Linked DNA regions of Homo sapiens: regions 1, 2 and 4 are each linked to region 3. A link is a loop called in an ENCODE intact Hi-C map of the cell type or tissue named here. Cell type or tissue: endothelial cell of umbilical vein. All regions are shown on one strand. Region 1 overlaps TRABD2A (TraB domain containing 2A). Region 2 overlaps TCF7L1 (transcription factor 7 like 1). Region 3 has its middle 21 kb from the start of DNAH6. Region 4 overlaps DNAH6 (dynein axonemal heavy chain 6).

Evidence for each region. Hi-C counts contacts between places; a loop is a spot of excess contacts. Peaks named below come from ENCODE experiments on the same cell type or tissue, not always from the same donor. Only the 100,000 strongest peaks of a DNase experiment are listed, where the experiment ranks them.
Region 1: a loop joins it to region 3, with 6 times the contacts of the local background. A loop is called at or near these places in 55 of 110 quality-filtered maps.
Region 2: it touches region 3 in a loop (7-fold over the local background); 25 of 110 quality-filtered maps call a loop at or near these places.
Region 4: a loop joins it to region 3, with 14 times the contacts of the local background. A loop is called at or near these places in 73 of 110 quality-filtered maps.

Annotation. Positions count from the first base shown.
Region 1 is chr2:84,862,864-84,867,863 of GRCh38, reverse strand. The region is part of intron 2 of TRABD2A (TraB domain containing 2A); the gene reads left to right. Among named protein-coding and RNA genes, the nearest start is that of TRABD2A, 16 kb to the left of the region's middle. In endothelial cell of umbilical vein, a CTCF peak has its summit at 2,480 (motif pointing right); no DNase peak of the experiment used is centred here.
Region 2 is chr2:85,298,635-85,303,634 of GRCh38, reverse strand. It overlaps TCF7L1 (transcription factor 7 like 1), which reads right to left. Exons shown (of 12, transcript NM_031283.3): 5 at 1,019-1,151. Among named protein-coding and RNA genes, the nearest start is that of TGOLN2, 27 kb to the left of the region's middle. In endothelial cell of umbilical vein, CTCF peaks have their summits at 3,105 (motif pointing right) and 4,678 (motif pointing right); DNase peaks (open chromatin) are centred at 3,114 and 4,694.
Region 3 is chr2:84,492,604-84,497,603 of GRCh38, reverse strand. It overlaps a transcript of DNAH6 not described here. Among named protein-coding and RNA genes, the nearest start is that of DNAH6, 21 kb to the left of the region's middle. In endothelial cell of umbilical vein, a CTCF peak has its summit at 1,885 (motif pointing left); DNase peaks (open chromatin) are centred at 1,863, 3,303 and 3,903; H3K27ac peaks cover 2,491 bases.
Region 4 is chr2:84,628,390-84,633,389 of GRCh38, reverse strand. The region is part of intron 29 of DNAH6 (dynein axonemal heavy chain 6); the gene reads right to left. Among named protein-coding and RNA genes, the nearest start is that of DNAH6, 110 kb to the right of the region's middle. In endothelial cell of umbilical vein, a CTCF peak has its summit at 2,105; no DNase peak of the experiment used is centred here; H3K27me3 peaks cover 403 bases.

The sequences.
Region 1 (5,000 bases), 370 kb before region 3:
ATTTCTCTGATGGCCAGTGATGATGAGCATTTGTTCATGTGTCTGTTGGCTGCCAAAATGTCTTCTTTGAGAAGTGTCTGTTCATATCCTTTGCCCACTTTGTGATGGGGTTGTTTGTTTTTTTCTTGTAAATTTGTTTGAGTTCTTTGTAGATTCTGGATATTAGCCCTTTGTCAGATAAGTAGATTGCAAAAATTTTCTCCCATTCTGTAGGCTGCCTGTTCACTCTGATGGTAGTTTCTTTTGCTGTGCAGAAGCTCTTTAGTTTAATTAGATCCCATTTGTCAATTTTGGCTTTTGTTGCCATTGCTTTTGGTGTTTTAGTCATGAAGTCCTTGCCCATGCCTATGTCCTGAATGGTATTGCCTAGGTTTGCTTGTAGGGTTTTTATGGTTTTAGGTCTAACATTTAAGTCTTTAATCCATCTTGAATTAATTTTTGTATAAGGTGTAAGTAAGGGATCCAGTTTCAGCTTTCTACATATGGCTAGCCAGCAACACTGTCTCTTAAGATAACATATTTCAGAGATATTTTAGAGCACTATAATTATAGACTACAGTGTCATGTTGATTTTATAACACATTCTTAGGGTTTGTGTAGGTGTTTAAGATGTATAAACTAAATTTCTTATAAGACCTTGAGGTTAAGCTAGCAAGGTAGAGTTGTTTAAATTCAGGAGGAAAACGACTTGTTCTTAAAAGTCTTTTTTTCATGTAACTTCCCCATGTTTCATTTCTAGAGATAAACAGTAAAATACTCACAACCTGAGTATACAGCCCAATGACTTTTTTTTTTTGAGACAGAGTCTCACTCTGTTGCCCAGGCTGAAGTGTAATGGCACGATCTCAGCTCACTGCAGCCTCTGCCTCCCAGGTTGAAGTCATCCTCCTGTCTGGGATTACAGGCACCCGCCACCACGCCTGGCTAATTTTTATATTTTTAGTAGAGATGGAGTTTCACCATGTTGGCCAGGCTAGTCTTGAACTTCTGGCCTCAAGCGATCTTCCTGCCTCAGTCTCCCAAAGTGCTGCGATTACAGGCGTGAGCCGCCACACCTGGCCTCAGTGTATGACTTTCAACCATCACTTAACTTCTCTAAACTTTAGTTTTCTCATCTTTCCAATGGGGATAATAATACTTGCCCTACCATCCTGTTGTCAGAAGCAAAAAAAAAAAAAAAAGCAGGAAATTGGAAAGCACTTCATAAATAAGATATAAGCAGAAGGGAGTGAACATACAGTGCCTACCATGAGACAGTCCTCACTGATAATTTTATATTTAACTCTCAAACTTCTCAAGATGAGTGGTATCATTGATTTTGCAAAGGGAAATTGTTTTTCTTCTTGGTTTCCTATAGACAAAGATTTTTTTTCAAAGAAGTTAAAGGAAAAGAGGACAGAAGCATAAAACAGAAGGGCTAGCAGAGGTTGCAAATAAGAGGCATATGGGCTGAATCCGACTTGCAGTTCTGTTTTATGTGGTTAGCATGATTTTTTTTCTTTTTTAATGACTAAGTTGACAATATTTAAAAATTGAGAAATACCATATGGAGAACAGCCTGGATTCTCTTGGGCCATGCTCCCACATAGCAGCAGTTGGCTGGACTGAGCACTGGCCGCCCCCTTTAGATGTGGCCAATATTGTCTTTCCAGTTTGGCCGCAGTCCCCACTCCTCCCTGTTACCTTTCACCTAGACATCTTGACTTCTTTTAACTCATCTGCCTGGCCCCTGTAGGCCTTGTGGCTCTTGGTTTGTGGGGTGTAGTCCCTGAATCTAACTGAAGTCTGGCAACAGGTTAGGACCCTGACACGGATGCCTGGATTTGATCTTGTCATCTCAGGGCAGACATCATCCTTGCCCCTCGGTATCGAATCAAGTTATGACTCCTGTTCTCCTTCACCTGAAGTTCATGCCTGCTTGGTACTGCCAGCTGCATTGGCATTCCCTATGTGAAGGAAGCACATAGCTTGGACCTGGAGGCTCAGCGGAGTGGGCTCAGCAGGGTGGTGTCTCACTTCTTCTCTGTCTGCACAGGTAGGTTCCCCTAGAGAAATGGTCTTGCTAAATCCCATCTCCATGTTCACACATCACCAGGCATCTATGGACAGGCTCCGGGCATAGGGAATTGCAATGCCTGCTCTGCCCATCTAAGCATAGGACTCTCCTGTCCACTTCCCCACCAAGTGATCGGACGTCGTGGTGGGGTGGGGCAGGAATCTGGGAAAGCTCCGGTCTCCTCAGCATGGAATCTGTCCTTTGGGACCCAGTCACATCTTGGCTTGGGCTCTTTCTTGTCATATCCCTAAGTGAACATGAATGTAGCCAACAGTTCTGGAGTTTCCCTCTGCTTTCCACATGCAAAGCCTGCATCTTTGGGCTTTCAACATCCTAAGAGGCAGTTAGTTGGATGTAAAACTCCTTTTGCAAACCCCAGAGTTGACGCTGAGGTGCTCTTATTTGAATTGCTACTGTGCAAAGCATCACTTCTTTGTTATTGTTTACTCTTGCCAATAGATGGCACTAACATATTTCATATTTGCCTTTTTGGCTGTCATTCTTTTGTACTTTCCAGGAGGATGGTCACTGCCAGTTCTTGTTCTTCAGGACCCTAACAACTCACTTTCTCTTTTTTTTTCCCCACAATGCAACATTCAATAGTGGTTTGGGCTCAGTGGACATACTTCCAGATTGTATGAAACTGCAATTCTTGAGCTATAGTTTTGGGGTGTTGGAGAAGATGGGGAGCAAGTTGTCTTTAGTTTGGTCGGTCACCTAATAGAAGAAACAGATGGCTCCAGGATGATTCTCTGGAAAGGTCCAGGGCAGAGTGGAGTGGTTGAGGCAGCCCACTCCCCAGGAGCCCTGTGGTCTGACTGAGGAGGAAGGGGAAATTCCTAGAAGGATGCCACCTCTCTCAGCCTGTGGTTATTAAGGGCTAGGTGGATGCTGGAGGAGTGGGAGCTGGGGAGGTGCTAGATGGCCTGAGGAAGACTCCTGTGGAGGAAGGGGTCAGATTCTTTGAGGATGGGGTGGCCTGCCAGGCCTAAGGAGAGGATCCCGGGGATACCATGTGGTGCCTTGTTTTGTACTTTGCAGGTTTCTGCATATTCTCACATCAGTGCCATGGGTCTTAAGAACAACCCCTGGGGCTAGGAGGTCTCTGTTCCTAGAGGCCAAGGCAAGATTGTGGGGGGTCAGCCAGCAGAGGTCACTGGGGATGGTTTCCTGCTGGACTAACCCGAGAGAGGCCCATCTGGAAGCAGAGGGTGGGCTGGCCTGGGGTCACAGCAAGAGTTAGTGCAGGACAGGCCTAGGTTCTCAGATCTCCTGTTTCTAATCCAACTCTGCCTCTGAGTGTCATGCGGGACCCCTATTGACTTCAGTGGGGATGGCACTAGGTTCAAAAGGCGGAAGAAGAGACCCAGAGCCAGCAAATGAGACACAGGGTTTATTGAGAGGACTGACTTACAGGGTGATCCAGTGGCAGTGGGCTGGACAGGAGAATCCCAATCGCTTGCAAAAAGCCTGCAGTTGATAAATCACCTTCACTTAGCACCTGCTCCTACATGGCAATCCTCATTTAACTCAAAGCAAAGGGCCTCAATCCCTTGTGTGGTCCATGTTCCACAGGATGGGCCAGGGGTTCACATGTTCCTTATAGACAAGGAATGAATCTCTGGATTCCTTAGCTCGGAATTCTGAACACACATTCTTCTTCTGAAGTTATTGCTGTCAGGTGCACCTACACTGAATGCTGCCAACTGCCAGACTTAGAGGAGTAATTGGCTGAGGGATTCTGGCTTCCCCATCATAAATTCCAAAAAAAGCAGGAGATCTCATTAAAAAAAAAAAATTGACTATGATGCTCATAGATGACTTTTCCACATTTTCCATGATCGATTTGGAAGTTGGTTGAAGATGGAGATCCTGACATTCTATTTTTCCTCGATAGTCTTGGTTTAAAATAAAGGCCTAGGAAAAATATGTGAACTTTCTGAAAGAGAACTCTTCCCTTTCTCGTCAGGAGATCGAGACCATCCTGGCTAACACGGTGAAACCCCGTCTCTACTAAAAATACAAAAAATTAGCCAGGTGTGGTGGCGGGCGCCTGTTGTCCCAGCTACTCAGGAGGCTGAGGCAGGATAATCACTTGAACTCGGAGGGCAGAGGTTGCAGTGAGCCGAGATTGCGCCACTGCACTCCAGCCTGGGCATCAGAGCGAGACTCTGTCTCAAAAAGACAAAAAAAAAAAAAAAAAAAAAAAAGAAAATTTGAATAGAGCCTTTCTAAGAGCTATGTAGATATAGACTGGCATCTTAAGATTCACATGGGGCCAGGCGCGGTGGCTCACACCTGTAATCCCAGCACTTTGGGAGGCCGAGGCGGGCGGATCACGAGGTCAGGAAATCGAGACCATGGTGAAACCCCGTGTCTACTAAAAATACAAAAAATTAGCCGGGCGTGATGGCTGGCGCCTGTAGTCCCAGCTACTTGGGAGGCTGAGGCAGGAGAATGGTGTGAACCCAGGAGGCGGAGCTTGCAGTGAGCCGAGATTGCGCCACTGCACTCCAGCCTGGGCGACAGAGCGAGACTCCGTCTCAAAAAAAAAAAAAAAAAAAAAAAGATTCACATGAAGTCTAACCTTTTGGGAGCAATTTGCTTTTATCTCAGTCTTTTGCTTTTTTACATAATTTCCCAACACTGCTATGTATTATTTCCTGTTCTTAGGCATGGTTGGGCTGAAGTGCTGCAGTTACTGTCGGTACCCTGGGAGTCTGACACGTCTATTCCTTGGATAAACCATGTCCCGGCTTTCACATAGGCGTCAATACAGATGTTGTACGTGGACCGTGTCTTCACAAATTAGAAGTCTGGGTGGGTTCTTAGCTCTCTCGGGAGTGTCTTTTGCAGTTATTTTTTTCATGTTGGACATCCCTTTAGTTTCTGATTTTTTTGAGCAGAGCAGAAAATCAAACCAACGTTGTACCTGAATGGCTGG
Region 2 (5,000 bases), 810 kb before region 3:
TGATACAGAAGCCAGCGTCCTGGAAGAGAGGGACAGGACCCACAAGACCAATGACAAGAGTCACTGGTGAACCAAGTCTCTAGAAAGCCCGCCTCATTCATGGAGAAATAAACTTTGGATTCCTCCTCCACATGTGTCTTCCTCATTATCTGTAACTTGTAGTGACTGTTATTTCTCCAAAGAGGGGCTCCAAAAATGCTTTGCCTTCCCCTGGCAACTCTGTGTGAATGCTATAAAGACAGTGGCTCCCTGGAATGGACAGGTCTGGTGGGCAAGTTAAAAAAAAAAAAAAGAAAAAAAAGCCAGTTCAGGTTGGGCATGGTGGCACACCGGTAATCCCGGCACTTAGGTGAGTTGACTGCTTGAGTCCAGGAGTTTGAGACCAGCCTGGGCAACATGGCAGAAACCCATCTCTACTAAAAATACAAAAATTAGCTGGGCAAGGGCATGGTGGCATGCGCCTGTGGTCCCAGCAACTCGGGAGGCTGAGGGAGGAGGACTGCTTGAGCCCGGGAGGTCAAGGCTGCAGTGAGCTGAGATCACACTACTGCACTCCAGCTTGGGCGACACAGCAAGACTGTCTTAAATAAATAAATAAATAAAAGCCAGTTTGGCCTCACTGCTTTACGGTTGCACTTCTGTGTCTGCTTAGACTGATGAATCTATTTAAAAATGTTCAGTTTAGGGCAAACATGTCTTGGTGTAGGGAAGCACGGCCCACAGCTGGGCTAGACTTGGGCAGAGCCACCCCACACACTGCCTATGGAGCCAGGCCCTGTGCTTTACTGCATTTAATTCCTGTGGGCCTTATCGTGACCCTATGGTGGAGAAGGTACAGGGGAGGCACAGATGAAAAAAAAAATGACAAGGCTAAAGTTAGCAGACAAGGTCCAAAGACTCCTGAGACAAAGAGCCATGATTTGAACCCAGGTCAGCCTGATTCAAGGGCTGTTATGTTCCCACAAAAGAGAAGCCCGCCTGCCCTGCAGCAGCACTGCCTGAGTGGCAGACGACTTACCTGTCTTTGGATCGATCTCTGGGGAGAGGTGGGTGGGAGGGGAGCCGGGGGAGAAGTGGTCATTGCTGTAGGTGATGAGGGGAGTCAGCGGATGCATGTGATGCGGGTGCTGAACGACAGGAACTTTATTAGACTGAAAGAGACAAAAAAGACCAGGAATGGTTGCCAAGGAGATGGAGAGTATGACCAGCTGTTATTTATGGAATCAAGTAAGTGCCAGGTATTTTCCAGGCAACATCCCATTCAGTCCTCAAAACAGTCCCTGAGAGATGACAGCAGTGGACACAGCAGAGCAGCAGGACTTGAGAAGGGATCACACCCACCCTCCATCGCTCCCCTCACGTGCACTGTGTGTGGGAAACAGTACAGGCTTCTGGGGAATGATCTGCGCTGTGTCATCTCAAACACTACAGGCTGCTGAGGGATGATCTGCGCTGTGTCATCTCATTGAATCTAAAAAGGTTTTTTTTTTGTTTTGTTTTGTTTTTTGAGATGGAGTCTTGCTCTGTCACCCAGGCTGGAGTGCAGTAGCATGATCTCGGCTCACTGCAGCCTCTGCCTCCCGGATTCCAGCAATTCTCCTGTCTCAGCCTCTGGAGTAGCTGGGATTACAGGCGTCTGCCATCACGCCTGGCTAATTTTTTTGTATTTTTAGTACAGATAGGGTTTCACCATGTGGGCCAGGCTGGTCTTGAACTCCTGACCTCAGGTGATCCACCCGCCTCGGCCTCCCAAGGTGCTGGGATTACAGGTGTGAACCACTGCGCCCGGCCCTGAAAAGGTTTAACACACATTTTTCAAATAAACTTCATAGAAACAGTTGCTCTCAGGTTCAAGTCTGGGACTGGGAACAGGGCAGGGGGAGAGTTGCCCCCATTAGACCTCATACTACCAAGTCTCATATTCAGGCTTTACAGACACAACCCTAAAGCACTTGAAACACTTCTCTCTGTAACACTTTACTCTGCTGACCTCACTACCACATTCTGTGTAAAACACCACCAAATGGAAGGAGCACCATTATTTTATAAAGCTATTGAGAAAAACGCTGGCACGCCACAGACACATCTTCAGAGATGTTAACATGGGAAAAACCTGTGCGTTCTACAATTGGTAAACAGAATTAACTTTTTAATTGTTTAAACCTAATCTGACTTATCCATAAGGCTTTTTATTTTAAAAACATCTACAGGTCACTGAACCCTGCATTACAAACACAGCACCAGGCATAATTTCTACTCCTTATAACCTAGAAAAGAAGCTGTGATTACCCCCATTCCAGAGATGAGGGAACAGCCCAGAAAGATTACATGACTTAGCCTGGGACACGGTTAGTAAGTGGCAGAGCTGGGATTCATATCAGCTGTTTATGGCTCTAATAAACAAGAATGTTTTCTCTTGTACAACCTGTCTCTCCCAGAACCTTCTCAAAACGTAAAACTTATCTGTCACAGAGAAAGGACAGAAATTATGTTTTTTGATAATAAGATAAGTGAGTTACAAGTGGAGAAGAGATTTCTTTTTAAAAGAGATTTGTGGCCGGGCACGATGACTCATGCCTGTAATCCCAGCATTTTGGGAGGCCAAGGCGGGCAGAACACCTGAAGTCAGGAGTTCGAGACTAGCCTGGCCGACATGGTGAAACCCTGTCTCTACTAAAAATACAAAAATTAGCCGGGCATGGTGGCGTGTGCCTATAGTCCCAGCTACCCAGGAGGCTGAGGCAGGAGAATTGCTGGAACCCAGGAGGCAGAGGCTGCAGTGAGCCGAGATCGTGCCACTGCACTCCAGCCTGGGTGACAGAGCAAGATTCCATTTCAAAAAAAAAAAAAAGAGATTTGTAAAAAAGATGATTTGGAGGTAACCCAAGGGCTACAACTCCAAATGGCTATATTCCTCTTTGAATTTTTCATTTCGTAGATTCCATGAGACCTTTCTTTCCTTTCATGTGGTGCCTATTTGGTACTCATAATGCAAACTCCAATCCATAGATTTCCTGGGTATCCTTGAGCTCACCACAGCCTTGTTCCTTTTCAGTGTGCCAAGCAGAGAGGAGAGGCGGAGAATTAAACCGTTTATAACCATGACCACCAGGTGGCGCCAGCACACAGCTGGGCCCTGCTGGTGGCTGGTGGGCTCACTGGATGTTGCATCATGAATTTAAAAAGTACTGTCTTCTTACTGTTTTCACCTGTCCAATTACTCGTTTTTGAAGATATCTCCATATACATGAACATACAACACAAAAATATTAAAAATTATTGTAAGATCAGATTTCCAGGAAGCCAATGCATCTTAATGATAGTTTCTGGAAACAGCTTTGTCTAAAGGGTGACTTTTAGTAAAATAAATCCAATAGAATTATTACCAGCGTGAAAATACATAATCACAATTAAAAAATACATAAACTCTGTAATTTAAAAAAAGGCTAAATAGAAGCACACCAAAAATGTAAACAAGTTATATTTGAGTGGTGAAACTATGGGTAACTTTGTCTTTATTGTCTCTCTTTCCATATTTTCCAACTTTACTTTCACCATGATCTACTACTTAAAAAAATATACTATGAATAACACAAACTTTCTAAGAAAGAAATGCAAACTATATCATAATTGTATCACAAAGCATTTAGACAACATAACTGCACCATCCTAACCCTGTCGCTATGGTCATTTTGGCATATCTCCTTTCATTAAGCCTTTCTGGGCATCAGTGTGTGTGTGTGTGTGTGTGTGTGTGTGTGTGTGTGTGTGTGTTTGAGACAAGGTCTCGCTCTGTTGCCCAGGCTGGAGTGCAGTGGTGCAATCTCGGTTCACTGCAGCCTCTACCTCCCAGGCTCAAGCAATCCTCCCACCTCAGCCTCCCAAGTAGCTGGGACTACAGATGCGCACTGCCACACCTCGCTAATATTTTGTAGAGACGCGGTTTCACCATGTTGCCCAGGCTGTTCTCGAACTCCTGCGCTCAAGCAATCCATCCACCTTGGTCTCCTAAAATGCTGGGATTACAGGTGTGAGCCACTGTGCCGGGCTCAGTGGCTCAAAATAAAATTTTATTCTATTTTGAGACAGAGTCTTGCTCTGTCACCCAGGCTGGAGTGCAAGTGGTGTGATCTCGGTTCACTGCAACCTCTGCCTCCTGGGTTCAAGCGATTCTCCTGCCTCAACCTCCCAAGTAGCTGGGATTACAGGCACCCACCACCATGTCCGGCTAATTTTTTTGTATTTTTAGTAGAGATGGGGTTTCACCATGTTGGCCAGGCTGGTTTTGAACTCCTGACATCAGGCGATCCCCCTGCCTCAGCCTCCCAAAGTGCTGGGATTACAGGTGTGAGCCACCACGCCCAGCCTCTGCATCAGTTTTAAATTTACATTTATTTACATCATTTATAGCTGTCTTAAAAACTGGTGATAGTATTAGCAAATCCTGATTGCTCATGTGCTGTATTTGGCCTGGGGAGAAACCAGCAAACAGGACTCAATGGGTAACAGAATTAAGTATTAGGTTGGTGCAAAAGTAATTGTGGTTTTGGCCATACTTTTAATGGCAAAACCACAATTACTTTTGCACCAACCTAATACAAAGTAGGGAAATTTTTATTTGAAGATCTATGTATAGTTGTCGAAATGCTGTGTGAGTTCTTACCGTTTCCCACTAGGTGGCATCATTGTCCAGAAAATGAACCGGGAGGGAAGGCGGTAAGTAGATAGTGGCCTCCTAGAAGGAAGGTTCTCCTTGCAGGCTTCTGTCCCAATAAAAGTTCCTGCTCATTACTCTCCTCAGCTGCCCCCAGGGGCAGGATGTTCACAGCATATACCCAAACCGAGGACTAGGAATGTAGGGAACCACCGCACACCCCTCTGTGGATAACCCCAACAGGGACAAAACACACAAGCGTGGGCATGGGTGTGCATGGCCAGGAAGCTGAATCCAGATGCATCCAAAGAGCCCCTGAGAGCCACCTCAGACCTAAATCCTTCAG
Region 3 (5,000 bases):
CTTAAAATTCTGGGTTGGTAATCCTATTTCACAGCTAAGATTCAGAGAGGTAAAGTTACTCTTCCAAGGCTACACAGTCAGTAAATTGCCAGTAAAGGACATAGTCACCATATGACCTAGGTATTTTATTCTTAGGTATTTACCCTTGCGAAATGAAACAAAGTCTATATCTGTACAAACACTTGCATGTGAATTTTCATAGCAGCTTTATTTGTAATACTTCTCAGCAATAAAAAGGAACAATCTGTTGATACATACAACAACATGGTCATATCTGAAAAACATTAGCTGAACGAAAAAAAAACCCAGACACAAAAGAGTACATATTGTTGTGACTGGGCGTGGTGACCCATGCCTGTATTCCCAGCACTTTGGGAGGCCAAGGCTGGCGGGTCACTAGAGGTCAGGAGTTTGAGACCAGTCTGGCCAACATGGTGAAACTCCGTCTCTACTAAAAATATAAAAATTAGCTGAGCATGGTGGTGCGCACCTATAGTCCCAGCTACTTGGGAGGCTGAGGCACGAGAATTGCTTAAACCCGGCAGGTGGAGGTTGCAGAGAGCCAAGATCGTGTCACTGCACTCCAGCATGGGTGACAGAGCGAGATTCCGTCAAAAAAAAAAAAAAAAAAAGAGTACATATTGTCTAATTACAATTATATGAATCTCTAGAAAATACAAATCTAATTTACAGTGATAGGGAATAGATCAGTTATTACCTGGGGCTGGGAGAGGGGTAGGAGATTAACTGGCAAGGGGAACAAGAAAATTTTGGGGAGTGATGGAAATGTTTTATATCTTGGTAACTTTGGTGGTTACATGGGTATATAAATGTGTACAAATTCACTGTACTGAATTTCTTAGAACATGTGCATTTTATAATATGTAACTTATAACAATAAAATTGATTTAAAATTATATTTCTAGTATTAGACCTCAAAATCACAGGTGGGAGTTTCTAAACATACAGATTTCCAGGACTCATGCCAGATCTGATGAATTAGAATCTTTGGCATTGGCACCCAGGCAAGTATTTGCTTGAAAAATTCTTATAGGTGATTCACATGAATATCTCTGGTTTAGAACCACATCTGCAGGTGAAGAAATATAAAGATGAAAATATTTTAAAGTTACATTAAGTATTAATGTCATAAAACAGTTTGCATAACATGATTATATTTTTGTAAGCCCAGAATATATATAAACTCAGAAACTACATAGAAGAAAAACATAAATATTTAGGAGATTTATGGTTATTTTTATGTGATGCCCTTTGCTATTCTGTGTGTTTAAAAATAAAGACCATATCCTACTTTTACAATGAAAAAATTAGTTACTTTTAAATTAGCATAAGAAGGCTTAAAGTGGAGGGACCATGAACTTGGTGGAGGCCAGGATGAAATGGATCAGGAGCACTGCTGAAAGATTTAGTTTTTGATAAAAAGAAATGACATCTGTCCCATGTAGATGGAAGAAAGGTGGCAGTGGGTTAGGTAAAGTGATAGATTTGGGGCCTTATTTATTCTATTTCCTCTCTGAAGCAGGAGATGTGGTCAGCTGCTGAGAAGCGTGGAGGTGGGAGTGGGAGAGGCGTCATATAATTTATACGGGAGTTAATGTCTCTTCAGCCTTGGCTGTCCAGTGTAATTTCAGGGTCTGTGAACTGCTTACAATTGTATTCATGTTTGTGTGCGTGTATTTCTTTGTCTGTAACGTTGATAAGATTCTTAAAAGAGTCTGTGACCAATCACCTCTCAAAGATGAGAATTAGACATAGTCTGCAAGTGGGGCACTCTTAAGTGTTGGCATAAGTCACGGGCTGCTTAACTTTCTGAGGGGTTTGTGATATCGTATTCTGTTGCTTCATCACCACCTCGTGGTCAAATATATGCATTACCAGATTTTGTATCAGGGCAATGGTTTCTTAAATCTGAAAGGAACTTGAGGCATTATATGGTCTAATGCCCCATTAGTTATGAGAATTAATAATTATTATAAAGTTTTCCTTCAAAATATTGAACCAATGTGAATATGTATGAGTGATGAGCCCTGCCAAGCCTAGATAATTACATTTCAAGACTTAAAGGTCTTTGCAGAGGTGATCTCTAAGTTAGTGTTTTTGTGATTTGAAAAGGTCAAAGAGGCTGGACGCAGTGGCTCATGCCTGTAATCCCAGCACTTTGGGAGGCCAAAGTGGATGGATCACCTGAGGTCAGGAGTTCGAGACCAGCCTGGCCAACATGGTGAAACCCTGTCTCTACTAAAAATACAAAAATTAGCAGGGCATGGTGGTGCATGCCAGTAATCCCAGCTACTGGGGAGGCTGAGGCAGGAGAATCGAGTGAACCCGGGAGGTGGAGGTTGCAGTGAGCCGAGACTGCCATTGCATTCCAGACTGGGCAACAGAGCAAGACTCTGTCTCAATAAATAAATGGTCAAAGGGCATTTAAACTTAGTTGCATATTAAGATCACTTAGAGAACTTTGAAAAATTCTGATGCCCAGGCCACACATCATATGAATTAAACTCTCTAAGAGTGAGAGATCCAGACATTGATAGTTTTTCTAAAGTGTCCCCTACCCCAGGTGATTCCACAGAGACACATCTGAGAGCCTCTGCCACAGCAGCTTGCTATTCAAGGTGTGATCCATTGACTAGCAGCATTGGCATCACCTGAGAGCTTGCTAGTCATGCAGAATCTCAGATCCTGCTCCAGACCTCATGAATCAATCTGTATTTTAATAATTCCCAGGTGGTTCAGTTCATATTAAATTTTAGAAGTGCTGCCATGGAGAACAGAATTGGTGTCCAGTAAGTCTGCTGGATATGGAAGGCTGGAATGGTGCCTGGAAGGTGAGTTTCTCATCTTTGATCACATCCAGTTACAGGAAATGCATTATATCTGTGCCTCTGTTAGATAGTTCTAATTTTCAGAAAGTTCTGTTTTGGGTAGATGTCAAAATCTACTCTCTAGTCACTTCTACAAACTGTCCCCGTGTTTTTTTCTAATGTTTGAATGCAGATATTATTCTACTCTTAATTTTCCTTCTTTAAATCTCTCCCTCCTAACCTTCCAGTTTCTTTAGTCCGTGTATGATATTTTTGCAGAACTCTCTTTAGTAATTCTACACTAAAAATGGCTCTTGGGACTGAAAGTGGGATTTTCGATGTGATGTGACATAATGAGTACAGTAGGAAAATGATTCCCCTTCATCTAGAAATTCTGCTAATGTCTCCTTTTTGCTTCCTGAAAATCAGGATATTAGTCATGGTCTTCGTCAAATGCTACATTATAGAGAACCTGTATCCGGCAAACAAATCAACATTGATGGTCCCAGGGCCTCAGATGATTCATATGCTACCACTAATAGTGTCCTGAGCTCTCAGAGAGAGACCAACGTGTGAGTCCTGGGCTGAGGTTTTTTGGACCTTTGTCTCCAGTGCAGCCAGACTCTTGTCCCCAATCCCCTTCTCCTAGGACCACATCCTTTCACAAAGACAGCCCTTCCCTCAGTGTGGCTGACAGGGAAAACCTGCAAAACGCAACTGCTGCCTCTGATCTCACTCTGTCCATTCTGTCTTGCCTTTGACTCCAAACTCAAACTAATGACAACCACTCCTGTTCTTACTGTGGCCTTAGTTCCTCGTGCTTGACCATAATACACCTTGTGTGCCTTGGTGGGGAGCCTTGCTTGTTGTCACAGTCTCTTCAAACTGAACAAACAGCCTATCATGGACCAGTTTCATATCAGTTATCCTTGTTAGAATATTTGATATCAGCATCTCACCCCTTTACTCATCTTTGGGCCTGAAGCTGTTGTGTCTACCAAGGATGTCCCAGCCTAGCTTCCTCTTGGACCATCTGCGTCACTTGTATAGCCATCCAGTCTTCTGGCGCCGATTCCTTCTGGAGCCTTTCAGTGATGACTCATTTACATAACTTTTTAACTCCAGGAATTTAAACTATGTAGGCTCAGCCAACGATTTTTGCTTATAGAGTTCAAATTAGCATCTTGGAGAGAAATTTTTCAGCATTTGTTGAGTTTTGAAAGCTACGTGTATCTTTTAAAGGTAGTTCCTCTTTTATAAATTTGACTTTAAAAATATGTGATCAGAGGCACAAAGATATTTATTTAAGGATTTTAATGGAAGCTACATTTAAATAAAATATAGTATCTAAACTATGATTCCCAATAAGTTGCTCTAGCCAATTAAAACGATGAAGGAGAGTTATATGTATTGACATGACATGGGGCAATATACTCAATATACTGCTAAGTGAAAATGTGAGTTTCAGAATATTATACATTATTTCATTTTGTTTAAAAATATACATATGGTATATAGTCTATATTTATGGTACAGAATTTGTATACATATATTATCTACATATAGCACAGAGCAGGGATTAGCAAACTCTAATCTATGGGTCAAATCCAGACTTCTACCTGTGTTTTTGTAAATAAAGTTTCACTGGATCATAGCCATGCCCCTTTAAAATAGTAAATAAAAATATTTACTATCTGGTCCTTTAAAGTAAAGATTTCCCAACCCCTGCTATAGTAAATATATATACATGTAGTATATAGAAAAATATATAGAATATACAGTATATATAGAAAGCGGTCACCATGTCAAGATAAAGTACCATTTTTATTTTAGGAGACTGAATCTTCTAGAAAATTTCTCATTGCTGTCAGCTTTTGCTTGTGTTATGATTTTGTAGTTTGTGTCATTATTTTTTATTATCTTTAGACATATTGGAACTCAGTAAGTTAATACTAGAAAGACTCCAGAAATTGTGGTTTCAAATGGTAAGAAGATAGTGACACACAGTGGGCAATAGCAGTAAGCTCTGAGAATTCATTCCCCGAGGCACTTAGGTATTTGGATAAAAAGTGTATGACAAGATTATTCCCATAGATGTAAGAGCAATATGGCATTTTGACTATACCAAACTAATTTTATTTCTTCTTAAAACCCCACTAAAAGAATTTCTTT
Region 4 (5,000 bases), 140 kb before region 3:
TTTTAGTGCTGAGATCCCCACCAGGCTAAAATGAAGGACTGCCTCATAAGCAAAGGGGGAGATCTGCCTTGGGGAGATATTAATATTAGGAGATACTGGGAGACGATATTAGGCTTGGGAGATAAGGAAAGCAGAGACAAGGAGAGAAAGATGGTTCCAGACTTCCACTTCAGTCGCCGAGATTCAAAAATAATAAAAGAAAGTGAAACCCACTGAAATGTACTACTTTAGAAGGAAAATCCTTATTATTTGGCATTCGATGTGGGCTTTCTCACTTACTGGCTGCTCCGTGTGCATACATTCTATGAAGAAGCCTGCTGGCCACACATTCTATACTTCCACAGAGCTCTTGGTAGTTCTTTCATTCAAGGAAGGGGCATTTGGGGGAAACAAGCTGTTTACACTAATTAAATTAGTCCTTCATCTATACTTATGAACCAATAGGTGAAGATTCAAGAAAGAGAAAGAATGAGAAGAATAAACTAACGGGCAACTTTGGAGAAAGTGGAGATAATTTAGGGAACAGAAAGTAATTTTACAAAATTGAAATGGAATCCTCAGAGAGATCTGGGAGGGAAACACATTCCTAAAATAAAACAAGATACTCTAAAAAAAGGGATTAGTCAGAGATAAGAAACAGTCCCTGGAAATTAGTAATAATATAGACAAGGTAAGAGAAGTTGAATGAATGCATGGAATGATAGCATGGACAGGACTAAAGACTAAGTTGGTGTTCTGTACAACAAAGCTGCAGAATGCTTCCATATTGTAGAGGAATGGTCTTCATACTTAGCATACATGTAAGTCCTGGCATACGTGGAGACTTCCCAAGGGATACTTTTGAACAGTTTTAAAGGAAGTAACAAAGAAAATTCCAGATCTTGATCTGTGACACAGACTCTTTGCTAATATTTTTCTCTTTGAGAACATGTCTGTGGTCATGGTGGTTCTTCATTTCCGTTTGCTCTTCAAAAATGACCCTCTTTCTCTGCCACTCCTGGCTCTGCAGTTTGTGCCTGGCTGAGGAGGAGAGTGGGGGGTTTGAAATCCAGCCCTGACACGGCTGGTGACTTGGTGAACGCGTGCCACAGGTGTAGAGGCTCAGCAGATGATACTGGCAGCCTTGCTCTTATCCAAACCAGATCTTACTGTGGTGCATTGCCCCAGGATGCAAAAACCTCCAGGGTGCCAAACAAAGGAGCAGTTCCAAATATTGATCATGAACGCAGGAATGCTTGCAATGACTGACTGGTTAACAAATACTTTTTCAAGTCAGGTGATCTCCAATTCTTTGTTTTCAACAAAAGTGAAGGACAGGGTCAATGCCTACAGGCCAAAGATAACCAGGACATACCTGTAGTCAGACGCAATTGGGTTTACCACTTGTTCCAACAAGGGAGACCACACTCTGTGGGGAACCAAGGTTTCTCTTGGTAAAAGGATATTAGGAGGACTTGTCATAGGATTTGGGCTTATGTTAGAAAATTCTGGGGAAGGGTCAGTGAAGAAGGGTTTTGCTCTATTAGTTTTTAAGAGCTACTATAACAAATTGCCATAAACTGAAGGGCTTAAAGCAGCAGAAAATTATTCTCTCACAGTTCTAGAGGCTAGAAGTCTGAAATAAAGGTATCAACAAAGCCATGCTCATTCTGAAGGCTCTTGGGGGTAGGATTCTTTCTTGCCTCTTGGTAGCTTCTAGTGGTTGCCGGCAACCCTTGGGATTCCTTGGCTTCTTGTACTGCATCACTCTGATCTCCACCTCCTGTGTATCTTCACTTGGCTGCCTTCTCTCTGTGTATCTATATCTACATTTTTCTCTTCTTACAAAGGCACTAGTTAGTTATTGGATTAGGGCCTGTAGAATTCCAGTATGGCCTCATTTTAAACATCTGAGTCTTTATAAATGTAAAGGCCCAAATTAGGTAACATTCACAGATATTAGGCATGAGGACTTGAACATATTTTGAGGGGACACAATTCAATCCACAACACTGTGGATTAGGTGCTGGTAGGAAGCAGGGGCAAGTTTATGATGGATATAATAATAACATTATACAGGAGGCTGAGGCTGTCATTGGTAAAGGTGAAGCAGTTACACAGCTTAGCCTGGAGAGGGGGATATTAGATTATTTTTTGTGGTTTGGACAGCATTCTTGTGTGTTTTCAGACACGATTATGGCATCTCATTCCATAATGGATGCATCGTGACCTGGTCTGTAGTTGGTGGTCTGTGAAATTGTTTGTGTTCAACCGGAGAAGCAAATAGTCTGAGTCAGGTCGGCTCTCAGCGGAGAGCAGTCAGGGGCTATTTTGTTTTGTTTTGTTTTGTTTTTCAGAGACGAATTGTGTAGCAATTAATTGACCATTAGAAATAAGTTTTGGTGTTATTTCTATCATTTTATTTTGTGATGATTTCTACTTTAAAAAAACTTTTTATTTTGAAAAATTTCAAACATACACAAGAGGTGAAAGAAGGTATATGCCACCCAGCTTAAAATTACCAACATTCTATTTTCAAAATACTCTCCAACATTTTTTGTTGTTATTTTAAAGCAAACCCTAGACATCATATTGTTTCACAATAAACTCTGTAACACATAAGAACCCCAAATTACCCAAATCAATACTGCTAACCTACCCAAAGAAAAACCCATTACTTAATATCTTGTTCAATTGTCCTCAATGGTACTGATATTATCCTTTTACAATTGGTTTGTTCCGACAAAGATACAAGCAAGGTACAAACATTGCATTTGGTTACTGTGTCTCTTAAATCTCTTTAAATTTATAGCAGTTCCCTGAATCCTCTCTCTTTTATGCAATTTATTTTTGAAGGTCTGTAAGTTATTTTCCCTATAGAATTCCCCTGATTCCATATTTAGCTGATTGTATTCTTGTGGTGTTAACATGGTCCTTTATCTCATACACCTGTACTTCTTGAAAACTGGTATTTAAATCTAGAGACTCCATTAGATTCATTAGGTTGAAGTTTAATTTTTTTTTGAACAGGAATAATTCATAGCTTGTATATCATAACAGGAGATATGTATTTTTTGATTGTCAAAGTTGTGATCGATGGATTACTAGTCTGATTCGTCCATTATAAATTTTCCAATTAGTCTTTAGTGGTTTTAGCAATGATGGCCATTGCTAGATATATTGTTTTTTGAAGGTTGCAAAATAGTAATTTCTAATGTTATCATCCCTTCTGCATTTATTAGTTGTGATTATTCTATAAAAATTTTTCCTCATCAACTTTTTTATTACCCCAAAAAACAGTCCACAGAAAAGGCAGGATAAATACTTAATTCTTTTTCTTTATCAATTTTTCAAATAAGTTGTTTCCCTGGAAACCTCTAAGGTAATCAATGAGTTTTTTGTTTTACATTTTTTGGTTAATCATTGTATATTCATGAATTTAAAAATGTTTTATGTGTTTTGATCCATTCCAGTTATTATTATCATTCTTGCATTGTCCCATCTTTGGTCAATGAGATCCTCTTTAGTAACATTCTGATTATTGATATGGTCACATCAATTTTTGGTATTTTGTTGTGGCTATTTCAGATAGGACAGGATGTTGCAGGCTCATTTTATGCATTTCCTGCCCCAGACCTAGAACCAGCTCTGGTTACTTTCAGTAGGAAAAGGTACTTAAGACCACAGTCTGGGTACTAGAGGTGATCACTATTTTTAGGCTGTCAATGTCCCTTTTTAGAGGACAGAACTAAGAGATAATACCTAACTGAGAGAAGAAATCAGTATCAATAACATATTAAAAACACTATTAATCAATTTAAAAAAGCATAAGCAAGCCAAGAGAACATGGAGAAAAGATGTAAATAGGTATTTCACAGATGAGAAATCCTACAGTATAAACATTTGAAAAGACATTCAACCTCATTAGTAACCAGGAGAATACAATGGGATACCATTTCATACTCCTCAGACTGACAACAGTTATGGAACCTGACAGCATGGGCAAGGATGTGGAGCATAGGCAGCTCTTATACATTTGCAGGGGGAGTATAAATTACCACAATCACGGAAGAAGCATTTGTCCTTATTGAGTCAATATGATACGTATATGTACCTTGAGACCAACTCCTATATTCCAAGCCAAATAAACCAGGCACCCATTCACCTGGAGATCTGTGTAATAATGCTTATTGCAGCATTGCTTACAGTAGCAAATACTATATTAGAAACAACCCAAATACCTATCAGAAAGAGAATGGATGAAAAAAATCATAAAAACAGAGCAGTGAAAACGAATTAAAAAAATAGAGCTATAGTATTAGCCTGGATGAATCTCATAGACAAAGTGCTCAGTGGAAAAACCAAAATGTAGAATGTAGCACACAGAATGATACTACGTTTTAAATTTAGGACCACACACACACATATGCACACATGTGAATAATAACCCCCAAATTCAGAATAGAAGTTACCCCTGGTGAAGAGAGACAGAGGATTTCAAGTGCGCTGGTAACATTTTATCTCTTAGCTGGGAGGTGGCTAAGTAGATATTCATTATTTTATTCTTCATATCTTTTTATGTTTCTAAATTTGCATATAATATGTATTTTTTTTTAAAATGGGAGAGAACATTTGACTTGAATCAAAGGACGTGTTCAAATTCTTTCTCTGACATTTTCTAGTGGTGACTGCTGGCGAGTTACTTCACTGCTCCAAATCTCACTCCCATCTGTGCAGTGATGACAACACCTATCACAGAGGAATGCTGGGAAGGTAAATCAGATAATATGCCTTCTGCTGAGTCTAAACACAAAGTCTCAACCCAGTGCTTGAATATTTCATTTGCTTTTTGTAGAAAGGAAGAGCTTCAAAGTAGACCAAATCCTGAGGAAAACTTTAGGGCAAAAGAGTTCCTGGAGAAGCAGGAACTAGGTCTTGGGAAAGGTAGTGCATCTGACCAAGGATCTGTAGTGTAACCTCCTCCTGCCCAAATCTCTCCTCTCTCTTATGAAGTTGTCAGG